Regions from separate parts of the Homo sapiens genome. Here region 2 is linked to region 1. Evidence: read pairs that join two places in POLR2A ChIA-PET (ENCODE). Cell type or tissue: PC-9. All regions are shown on one strand. Region 1 overlaps MAD1L1 (mitotic arrest deficient 1 like 1). Region 2 holds the start of LOC124901807 (G patch domain-containing protein 8-like).

The links. Peaks named below come from ENCODE experiments on the same cell type or tissue, not always from the same donor. Only the 100,000 strongest peaks of a DNase experiment are listed, where the experiment ranks them.
Region 2: POLR2A ChIA-PET joins it to region 1 with 6 read pairs; 1 of 35 experiments calls an interaction of 5 or more read pairs at or near these places.

Annotation. Positions count from the first base shown.
Region 1 is chr7:2,134,047-2,139,046 of GRCh38, forward strand. The region is part of intron 11 of MAD1L1 (mitotic arrest deficient 1 like 1); the gene reads right to left. Among named protein-coding and RNA genes, the nearest start is that of SNORA114, 47 kb to the left of the region's middle. RefSeq lists an enhancer at 4,475-4,614. In PC-9, no CTCF peak of the experiment used is centred here; a DNase peak (open chromatin) is centred at 905.
Region 2 is chr7:262,178-267,177 of GRCh38, forward strand. LOC124901807 (G patch domain-containing protein 8-like) reads left to right here and starts at 546. Exons shown (of 2, transcript XM_047421171.1): 1 at 546-1,282; 2 at 1,335-2,037. The coding sequence starts at 632. The coding sequence ends at 1,937. In PC-9, a CTCF peak has its summit at 1,933; a DNase peak (open chromatin) is centred at 2,874.

The DNA.
Region 1 (5,000 bases):
GTTGATATCCACAAATATAACTTGCTGGGATTCTGACTGGGACTGCACAGACCCTCTGGGGAGAACTGATAATATATTGACTCCTCCTACCCGTGAACATAGAATGCCGCTGCATTGATTTACGGCTTTGATTTCTTTCATCAGGTCTGGTGATTTCCTCACACATAACCTGTACCGGTCTCTGTGTCTACACTGTTTTTTGGTGCTAATGTAAATAGTACTGGGTGTTGATTTCAAATTCCCTCTGCTTGTTGCTGGTACACAGGAAAGCAGCTGACGGCGTGTATGGCCCATACCCTGCTCTCTCTCACCACTCATTATTCTACAAGTTCTTTTGTTAGTTCTCAGAATTTTCTACATAGACGATCATGTCATCTGCAAACAAAGACAGTTTTATTTCTTCCTTCCTTTATTCCCTCTTCTTGTCTTACTGCACTATAGCTAGTACTTCCAGTACGACAGCGAATAGGAGTGGTGAGTGGGACTCCTTGCCTCGTGCCTGATCTTAGCGAGAAAGCTTCTAGTTTCTTACTTGGTTTTAAGACGGAAATAGTTGACAAGTAATAAGAAATTAGCTTCTCTATGACAACAAAAAGAAAAATCTGCCCATTTAAACAGGACCAGTCACCAGAGCCCAATTGTGTCCAGCAGCTGCACACGTCTCTGGAGAGGCCACCCTCTCTTAAGGACTAGTCTTGGATTTGTGGGGTTCTCAGAGAGCAACTTGTGGCTGCCCAAGTTCCTGGCTCCACCAGAAATCAGGTGGGCATGATCTCCAGGCCCCAGGGACACCCCTGCTGCTCATCTAGGGCAAGAACACCTGAAAGAAGTCAGCTCTGCTGCTTATGGGTTGAGCCATCTTCCTTCAACTGCCCGGAATGCTGCAAAGTGGGCCTTTTCTAGGATACATGAGTCACCGTTTCCAGAAAAACCAGAACTGAGGACACCTTCCCAGACATTCAATGACTGACGTTCATTAATGATGTTCATGTTCAACACACAAAAAACACCCCCTACAATCTAATCAGAATTTTGAGCAAACACTACCCAGAAAGGTAAGACTAGCCACGAAAGGTGTGAAGGAACGGTGAGCGCACCTGCCTTCAGCCCTCACCCACCCAGCAGGCAAGGCTGAGCAGAACCTGTGTGTGGGGCCCTCAGGCCACTAGGCCCTCCTTCTTCCAACTGCACACCTGTGCGGGGCCAGACTTATTCCACAGACTCCAAAAGAAGAGACCGTGGCAGATGGACGCAGACACGAGATGCTCCCATCTTCTATTTCACCAGACACTGAAGAGATTTGTAAAAAGTAAAAAACAATGCCATTCCTCTCACTGTCTCGTTTTGTGTTAGAAAATGCATTTTTCATAAATATATTTTGTTAAGTGATAATGAATTGTTTTTAATGAGATTATAAATATAATTGTAAATAATGATTTAATTTTAATTTTAATTTCCAAAGATGGTAAATACTGATAGTTATGATTCCCCACAAATAAAAACTCTTTGTTTTCGGTAATTGTTTATCATTAAAGGGGCCTGGACTGACAAGTGAGGGCAATGCTGGTGCAGAGGAAGGCTCAGGTGGTGGGCAATGTCCGGGCCTCCTGCCCCCCAGCTCTCACAGCGACCCTCGGGACAATGCCCACCAGCTCTCGCCACCTCTCACGGCCACATATGGGAGTCCTGCCTGCCACCTCTCATGGTGACGTGTGTGCACATGTCCCAGGCCCAAGGGAAAGTACACTCATGAAGGGAGCAACGGCCTCAGCAGAGACCTGAATCTGAGCCTTTGGAGGTGAGTCCAAGGATCTCTATTTTCAGGCTCTTTTCGCCATATAACTCACAAGCAGCCAGGCATTTGGGAAGCGTGGCCATGATCAGGACCACGCGGCCCAACGCTCTCTAGTCCCCTAAGGGATTCACTGCTGGTTTCTCTTCCCAGGCAGAGGGAAAGCTCCTTCAGGGCAGGGGTCACAGCCTTCCTTCTCCTAGAGCCCCTATGTCCACTCCAAGCTCAATGAGACAGAAACAGGAAGCCGCACTTGCCCCACGCTGACCAAAAATGCCTGTCACAGCCACGTCCACACTGTTCCTCCTGCAGACTCTGCGCAACTGTGTTTCTCGGCCACAGTATTAAAAAAGGGTCAGCATTAAGAGGCTTCATGCCCTGCGGAAGCGACCTGTGATATCTGAGCTTGAAAAAGCATCGCCCTGATGAGAGGCAACGTGGTGAGAGGGCACAGGCTTAGGAGACAGCCAGCCCTGAGCTCACAAGCAGACTCCAGGCTGAGTGGCTCCACAACCTTGGGGAAACTGGGGCAAAGCGAGAGGCTCCCCGCCAGCAGGCAGGATCAGTGCCAGGGCAGGGGGACACGTGTGGAGTGCCTGGTACCCACAGGTGCCTAGCAGTGGATGTTTCTTTGTTCCGACTCTCTTACCCAAGTTTCCTAACAGGATCGAGAGACCCTCCCAGGTCTATGGCACCAACTCGAGCTCAGGATGCTGGCAACACCAACACCCTCCCTCAGACCAAGTGCACTCACCTGCCCAAAGCCTGCCCCTTCCAGGGGCTCCTGTTCTCCACAGGCAGACTCTGAGCCAGCTGCATTCCTCGGTGGGGGCCCTTCCCATCTCTTGGCATCTCCTCGGGGCTCAGCAGTGGAGGCCATGGTGGGAGGGCCTGAGACTGATTTTATGTTCTGCCAAACAAGGAAGGAAAGCGTACTCCAATCGCCTGATGGCACCGGAGCTGCTCTCCACACCTGCACACCAAGAATCCCAGCTCGGCATGGAAAGGAGCCGGCAGTGGCCAGCTTCAAGGCTAAGAAGGAAGCTCTTGGCTCAGAGCTTACAAAGTTTACAACAAGTTACAGGGAAACTCAAGAAAAGCGTTCATAAGAGGATGCTCCCAAGTCCACTGATGATGCCCTGGGCTTGGCAGTGCCGGGCATGAGAGAGGAGGCCTCGAGGACCCCACCTCAGTCTCCCCAGATAGCAGCTCCTGGCAGCCCTGACCCTGCTCTAGGCTCCGCTGTGGGGTGTGGGCTGCTCTCCTGGGGTTAGGCTCACACAAACCCCTTCAAAATAAGCAAGGAAACAGAAGTTCAGGGCACCAAAATACTTAGGGACCAACCCCAGCAAGGGCCCTTCTCCCATCTCCCTATTCTCTTCCTGAAGCAACAATAAACAACATTCAAGTAGTATTCATTTCTGTGTTTTCTCCAAATGTTTGAGGAAATCTACATTCTACTACCACCTTTTGGGGGCCAAGAAAGATGTTCGCTTGCAAAGGACAGAACTGACCCAAGCACCCTCTTCTCAAACGTATATGGCACTCCAGATGCCGTTTTCTGATTTGGGGAGCTGAGGTCAGACACCTTCCGCTCTCTAACAGAAACGTCACAGAGCGGCAGGCATGTTACCGGTCTGCTTGGCCCATGCAAGTGAGGGGCCCACACTGCCTCCTCCTTCCCTTCTGCACCTTGCACACACCACCTCTGGCCCAGGTGAGTGAGGGGCCCAGGCTGTCTCCTCCTTCCCTTCTGTGACTTGCACGTGCCACCTCTAGCCCCAGGTGCAGACAGGCTTGTGCCATGGCACTGCCTGAAAACCTCAGCCAGGAAACAGAGCGCTTTCCCCATGGTCCCGGGTCACCTCAAAGATGCCACCTCAGGCTCCCACACAGGCCAGATCCACAACCGGAACAGAAACTTCTCCAGGAAAGGTCTCCTGACCAGCAGTTTCTGAACTGTGCTCCTCTGGCCCTGGAGGCTCCAAAGAGGGGAAGCCAAGCAGGAGGTGGACGTATGGGGCAACTACACGAGGACACGATACCGGCCATGATGGCAGCTGCTGCTCACAGAGCGTTTCTGTGCCGACGGTGCCATGTCGGATAACTATGCGAGGGCCACACGACACCAGCCACACGACACAGGCCATGATGGCAGCTGAAGTTCACAGGGCGTTTCTGTACTGACAGCGCGGGCCAGCCCATGATCAGAGCACAGAGCTGTGAGTCCCAGGCCCTTCACCAGGGCTGCACCCACGCTGCGCTCTCACCACCACTGGGCAGCCCCTGACACTGCGGACCTGAGACTGCTGTTACAAAGGGTTTCATGGGGGTGGGAGGAAATGCCAGCTTTTTTTTAACTTGCTAAAGAGGGTGAGAGAATGCAGGGGTGCATACAGGGTCCAAAGGGAAGGAGAAAGGAAGGGGATGCATCTGCTGCCCCAGGGGACGTGCTCCCTGGCCACCGTCCTGGCTGCGGCAGCGCTCAGCAGGCTGGCGGTGGGGCGGTCAGCTCTGCAGGTGCACTTAGTCCAGAGCCACTCAGCCTAATGAAATGAGGCATCCTGAGAACCACGACGAGGTGGGCGCCAGACCAAGTGGCCTAGAGAGATGAGCACTTCAGCATGCAGAGGTTGAAAACAGATCCTACTGACAAAACGGAAGGAACCACATCAAGAGGTGGGGATTGGGGGCATGAATGCCAGACGCACACTTCCGGCTTGTTAGGAGAAGTCAGCCGGAGGGGAAGCAGCAGATGGGGCCTCCCCCGCTCTCAAGGCCACACCGCCATCGCCTGCAGCACCTCACTCTGAGAACCCCAGGCCCAGGGGCCAAGCAAGCACTGAGAGGAAGGCCAGCACTCCGCTGCCTTCCCCCAGGCAGGCTGCACATACCCTTCAAAGAAACCCATTGAGGGTGGAACTGACCCTAATACAAATGAGGAAAGAAAGGCTCGGGGGTCAAGTGAGCAGGACCCAGTGACAGAGACCACAGACCCCACTCCTGCAAACAATGCCGCCATTCCCTGAGCACCTGCTTGATGTTGGGAACTTCTGAAATCTTCAATTCTCCACTCATCTTGCAAAGCAAGAGTCCTGGACCTGATTTTCCAGATGAAAAGCAGGACAGGCAAGGAGAACACCTCTCAGCTGGAGTCAACATGCATCGGAGAGGCCCAAGGTCCCAGCAGGACAAGCGGTCTTCCTCC
Region 2 (5,000 bases), 1.9 Mb before region 1:
GAAAAGTGTGCAGATTCCAGGGCCTGGGAGAGACCAGCAGGACCTGCTGCAGGGCTGGAAGTGTGGAGAAGAGAAGGAGAAAGTGTGACCTCCAGGATCTGACTTCAGCCACGGCATGGGGCACCCTTCACTGTGGGGTGTTGAAGGAAGACCCAGAGGGGCAGGGAGGAGGCGTGTGGTGTCCCTGCAGGCACCAGATGACAGCGGGGCTGGGTATAAAACATGGTGCTGCCAGCAAGGAGCTGGAACGTGGAGCCACAGCGAAGGGAGGAGGGTGCGCACGAGGCCTATGACAGCTCATGCACGGCTGGAGTCTGGGTAAGTGGAGGGGCAGCAAGGGTGGGGCTGATGGTCCAGACAGAGCAGACGACCCTTGCTGTCCACTATGGAAGGACACACAAGAACCATCATGCGTGTGAGAGCCTTTGGCATGAGAGACACAAAGCCACAGGGAAACACATGGTGTGGAGACTGTGCTGAGAGCAGAGATGCAGAGATGCAGAGACAGCAGAGATGCAGAGACAGCAGAGAGTGGACGAACGAGGAGGGTGTGGGGTGGCTGGGGATGGCGTGAGGTCCAGGGAACAGGAGGGGCTCTCGTGCACCAGCGTGGGTGGAGAAATCAAACAGGATGAAGCCTCGACAGAAAGAACAGGACACGAGACTGAGGAAGCTCCGAGAGAGCAGCGAGGGAGACCAGTGGCTGGAAAATGAGAAAACAAAGCCACTGAGGCCCCAGCAGCAGCCCCAGTGCCAACCAGCAGGGGGCACAGGACAGAGAAGAGGAAGCGGCAGCAGCCCCAGCGCCGACCAGCAGGGGGCACAGGACAGAGAAGAGGAAGCGGCAGCAGCCCCAGCGCCGACCAGCAGGGGGCACAGGACAGAGAAGAGGAAGCCGCAGCAGCCCCAGCGCCGACCAGCAGGGGGCACAGGACAGAGAAGAGGAAGCCGCAGCAGCTCCAGCGCCGACCAGCAGGGGGCACAGGACAGAGAAGAGGAAGCGGCTGCAGCCCCAGCGCCGACCAGCAGCGGGCACAGGACAGAGAAGAGGAAGCCGCAGCAGCCCCAGTGCCGACCAGCAGCGGGCACAGGACAGAGAAGAGGAAGCGGCTGCAGCCCCAGCGCCGACCAGCAGCGGGCACAGGACAGAGAAGAGGAAGCCACAGCAGCCCCAGTGCCGACCAGCAGCGGGCACAGGACAGAGAAGAGGAAGCGGCTGCAGCTCCAGTGCCAACCAGCAGGGGGCACAGGACAGAGAAGAGGAAGCCGCAGCAGCCCCAGCGCCGACCAGCAGCGGGCACAGGACAGAGAAGAGGAAGCGGCTGCAGCCCCAGCGCCAACCAGCAGGGGGCACAGGACAGAGAAGAGGAAGCCGCAGCAGCCCCAGCGCCGACCAGCAGCGGGCACAGGACAGAGAAGAGGAAGCGGCTGCAGCCCCAGCGCCGACCAGCAGGGGGCACAGGACAGAGAAGAGGAAGCCGCAGCAGCCCCAGCGCCGACCAGCAGGGGGCACAGGACAGAGAAGAGGAAGCGGCTACAGCCCCAGCGCCGACCAGCAGGGGGCACAGGACAGAGAAGAGGAAGCCGCAGCAGCCCCAGCGCCGACCAGCAGCGGGCACAGGACAGAGAAGAGGAAGCGGCTGCAGCTCCAGTGCCAACCAGCAGGGGGCACAGGACAGAGAAGAGGAAGCGGCTGCAGCTCCAGTGCCAACCAGCAGGGGGCACAGGACAGAGAAGAGGAAGCGGCAGCAGCCCCAGTGCCGACCAGCAGCGGGCACAGGACAGAGAAGAGGAAGCCGCAGCAGCCCCAGCGCCGACCAGCAGCGGGCACAGGACAGAGAAGAGGAAGCGGCAGCAGCCCCAGCGCCGACCAGCAGCGGGCACAGGACAGAGAAGAGGAAGTGAGGAAATGGAAGAAGAGGGTTGACCTGAGCTGAAGGACATGAACTTCCACGTGAAATAGCCCCAGGGCCGGGCACAGTGGCGCACGCCTGTAATCCCAGCACTTTGGGAGTCTGAGGCAGGAGGATTCCTTGAGCCCAGGAGTTCGAGACCAGCCTGGGCAACACAGTGAGACCCACCCCCTCCATCTCTACAAAAAATACAAAAATTAGCCAGACACAGTGGCTCACACCTGTAGTCCCAGCTGCCCCAGAGTCTAAAGCAGGAGGCTCACTGGAGCACAGGAGTTCGAGGCTGCCGTGAGCTACGATTGCACCACTGCACTCCAGCCTGGGCGACAGGATGAGACTGTGTCTCAAAAGAAGAAAAAAGGAAAAACTAATAGTTAAAAGTAAATAAATAGTCCCGGTTTCCAGCAGAATAAAAGGAAGGTCAGCAGAAAGGCCAGGACGGCCTGAAGGAACTTCAGGGCTGGGACTGTGGGGTGGAGCCGTCCCTTCCGGATGCCGAGCGAACGGACCTCCCCGCAAAAGCACAGGGGTGAGGGGATGAAGTCATGTTCCACACACAGGATTTAGACACGGCTCATGGCCCATGCACCCGAAACCAGGATGTGCATCGAGGAGAAGGAGGAATGGGGCACAGTGGGGCGGCAGAGGCCCCGGGGTGCTGACGAGAGGAGCCCCGAGGGGGACATGGAGACAGGAGCAAGAGGACCCTGCAGAGAGGGGCGGGTGCCCGCCCAGAAGAACAAGCCAGGGGAAGAGGTGGAGATCCTGGCACGGCCAGGACGCCGTGGCTCAGCCTTGAGTGCGGCCACAGACACATCGTAACAGGAGCACCCAACGTCATTTTTCCATCAAGAAGAAGAAGGCGATATCACCGTATTGGGGAAGGGAGTGTTTGAGTGGGGAGATGTTGAGCTGTGACGTAAGCCTGTTATTTGGAAACACGGAGGTAAATACAAAAACCAAACACGCCCAGCAAAACAAGGAAGGTGATTTTCTCTGGGTCTTTGCCAGGGGCAGGAGGGGTAGGAGGGGCAGGAGGGGCAGGGCCTGCTGGGTTTCATGATTGCGGTGCTATTTCAGACTTTTTAAGCACTATTCACTGGTTTGATACAAAGTCAGAATGCAGTTTGACACCCACTAGCCGGGCCAGAGCTGACAGCCTCCTGGGGAGGGGTCAGCCCAGCCCCACGGCAGCCCTGGTGCACACCCACAGTGAGACCTGAGTTCATCTTTTACCTGCTTTGCTCCTCACAGTTACTCGGGGGTAGGAATTGTGGCCCCGTGTGCCCACGTCATAGTTGTGTAAACCGGGGCTTAGACAGTGGGTCGACTTTCTGGAGCTCAATACGGATAGTGCCTGCATGTGGACCCCGCCCGGACAGCCGCCCTCTTCCCACCTACCCGTTAACACCCATGCTGCATGCAAAGCCACCCACCCGCAGAAACAGGTGGTGCAGAGAGGGGGCGGGGGGATGAGACCAAGGGCTGAGGAACAAAATGAAGAAAAAGGGCTTTCAATTAAGTTCTTTCCCTTGGTGCAGGCTGCTTCCCACGGAGCACTAAGCTGCCACTTTGTCCGCAAGTAGGACAGTGTCTTGCCAGAGAGGCCGACGAGAAGCGTGGGGGTTGAAATTCAAACATGATTTTTTACAAACCAGGGGAAAACCTGGGATTTCACTTCACAGAATTGAGAGTCAGGAAGGGAGTGGCTCACAAGGGGGGCTTCTGCCTGGCGCTGGGACCCCCGCCCCTGAGCCATCGGGGCCGCGCACCTGGCAGAGACCACAGAGCTGAAGGTGGGCACCACTTTTCTCTGAATTAAAGTAAATGAATGAAGAAATAAATAAATATATGAATGGGGATTCGTGTGTGGCCTGGCCCTCTAGGGCCATGGGACAAGATCTGAAGAACAGGCTGCTGGGGAATGCGGGTGGTGGGCACAGCCCAGCCAGGATGCAGAAGCCTGCTCTGAACACAGAGGACACAGCCCACCCCAGCCCACAGCCCACAGCCCAGCCCAGCTGCAGAAGCCTGCTCTGAACACAGAGGACACGGCCCACCCCAGCCCACAGCCCACAGCCGAGTCCGGCTGCAGAAGCCTGCTCTGGACACAGAGGACACGGCCCACCCCAGCCCACAGCCCACAGCCGAGTCCGGTTGCAGAAGCCTGCTCTCAACACAGGACACTGCCTGGCCCGAGACCACGTCACAGAAGGGCAGGGTTCCTGGCCCTCCCAGGGAGCTCCCTGGAGGCACCTGCGCCGTCCTCACCTGGGAGTGAGCTCCATATGCAGATTCCCGGGCCAGGTCCCCAAGCCCAAGTACAGAGGTTGGGGGCAGAGGCCTTCAGCTACCGAGGGTCCTGGATGCAGGGGCTCCCAGGCTGTCCTTTTGGGACTCACGGCTCAGCCCTTCCCCACCTCCTGGGGGGACCTCCCCGGAGTACCCTGACTGCACAGACACCCTCGGCACACCTGGCCTGCAGCCAGTCCGTTCCACAGAACCCCCAAGCCACTGTCCCCCAGGAGGGCCTTCACCAGGGCAGACGACAAGAGAAGGTTCCAGAAGCCTCTGCCTGCCCAGGTGGGCCTGAGAGGGGCGAGGAAGATGGATGGGCCCAGACCAAGCGATTGTCTGAGGAGCAGAGTTCCAGCTCCCAGTGTGTGGGGGATGCGGACATCTTCCTGTGCACAGAGGGCTCTGCTGACCCTTTCAGTGACAGGGGAAGGGCGCCTGCATTTGGAAGAAGGGGCTTGTAGCCGGCCGCCTGCTGGGAGGGCGTCCTCCAGAAGGGGAGGCATTTGCTCCTGCCCTCGCAGCTTGTCCTGAAGTAAAATTCCTCTCCTGGGAAAAGTGGGAGAGGAATTAGGAGAGCCCCAGGGCTGCTGCTGTGTGGGGTCTGGGCGTGGCGGTGCCCGCTGGGCCCGTACCAGCCATACCCTAGCCTAGGTTGCCCAGGTCGGCCACCCAGCTAGGCTACTGTGGGGGGCTCCGGCCAGCCGGCCCCTTCCCAGAGCGCCTGCCCCGCCCATCTCCGTGGGTCCCAGGGCTCGGCCATCCTGTGAGCTGGAGGGACCCGCAGGTCCG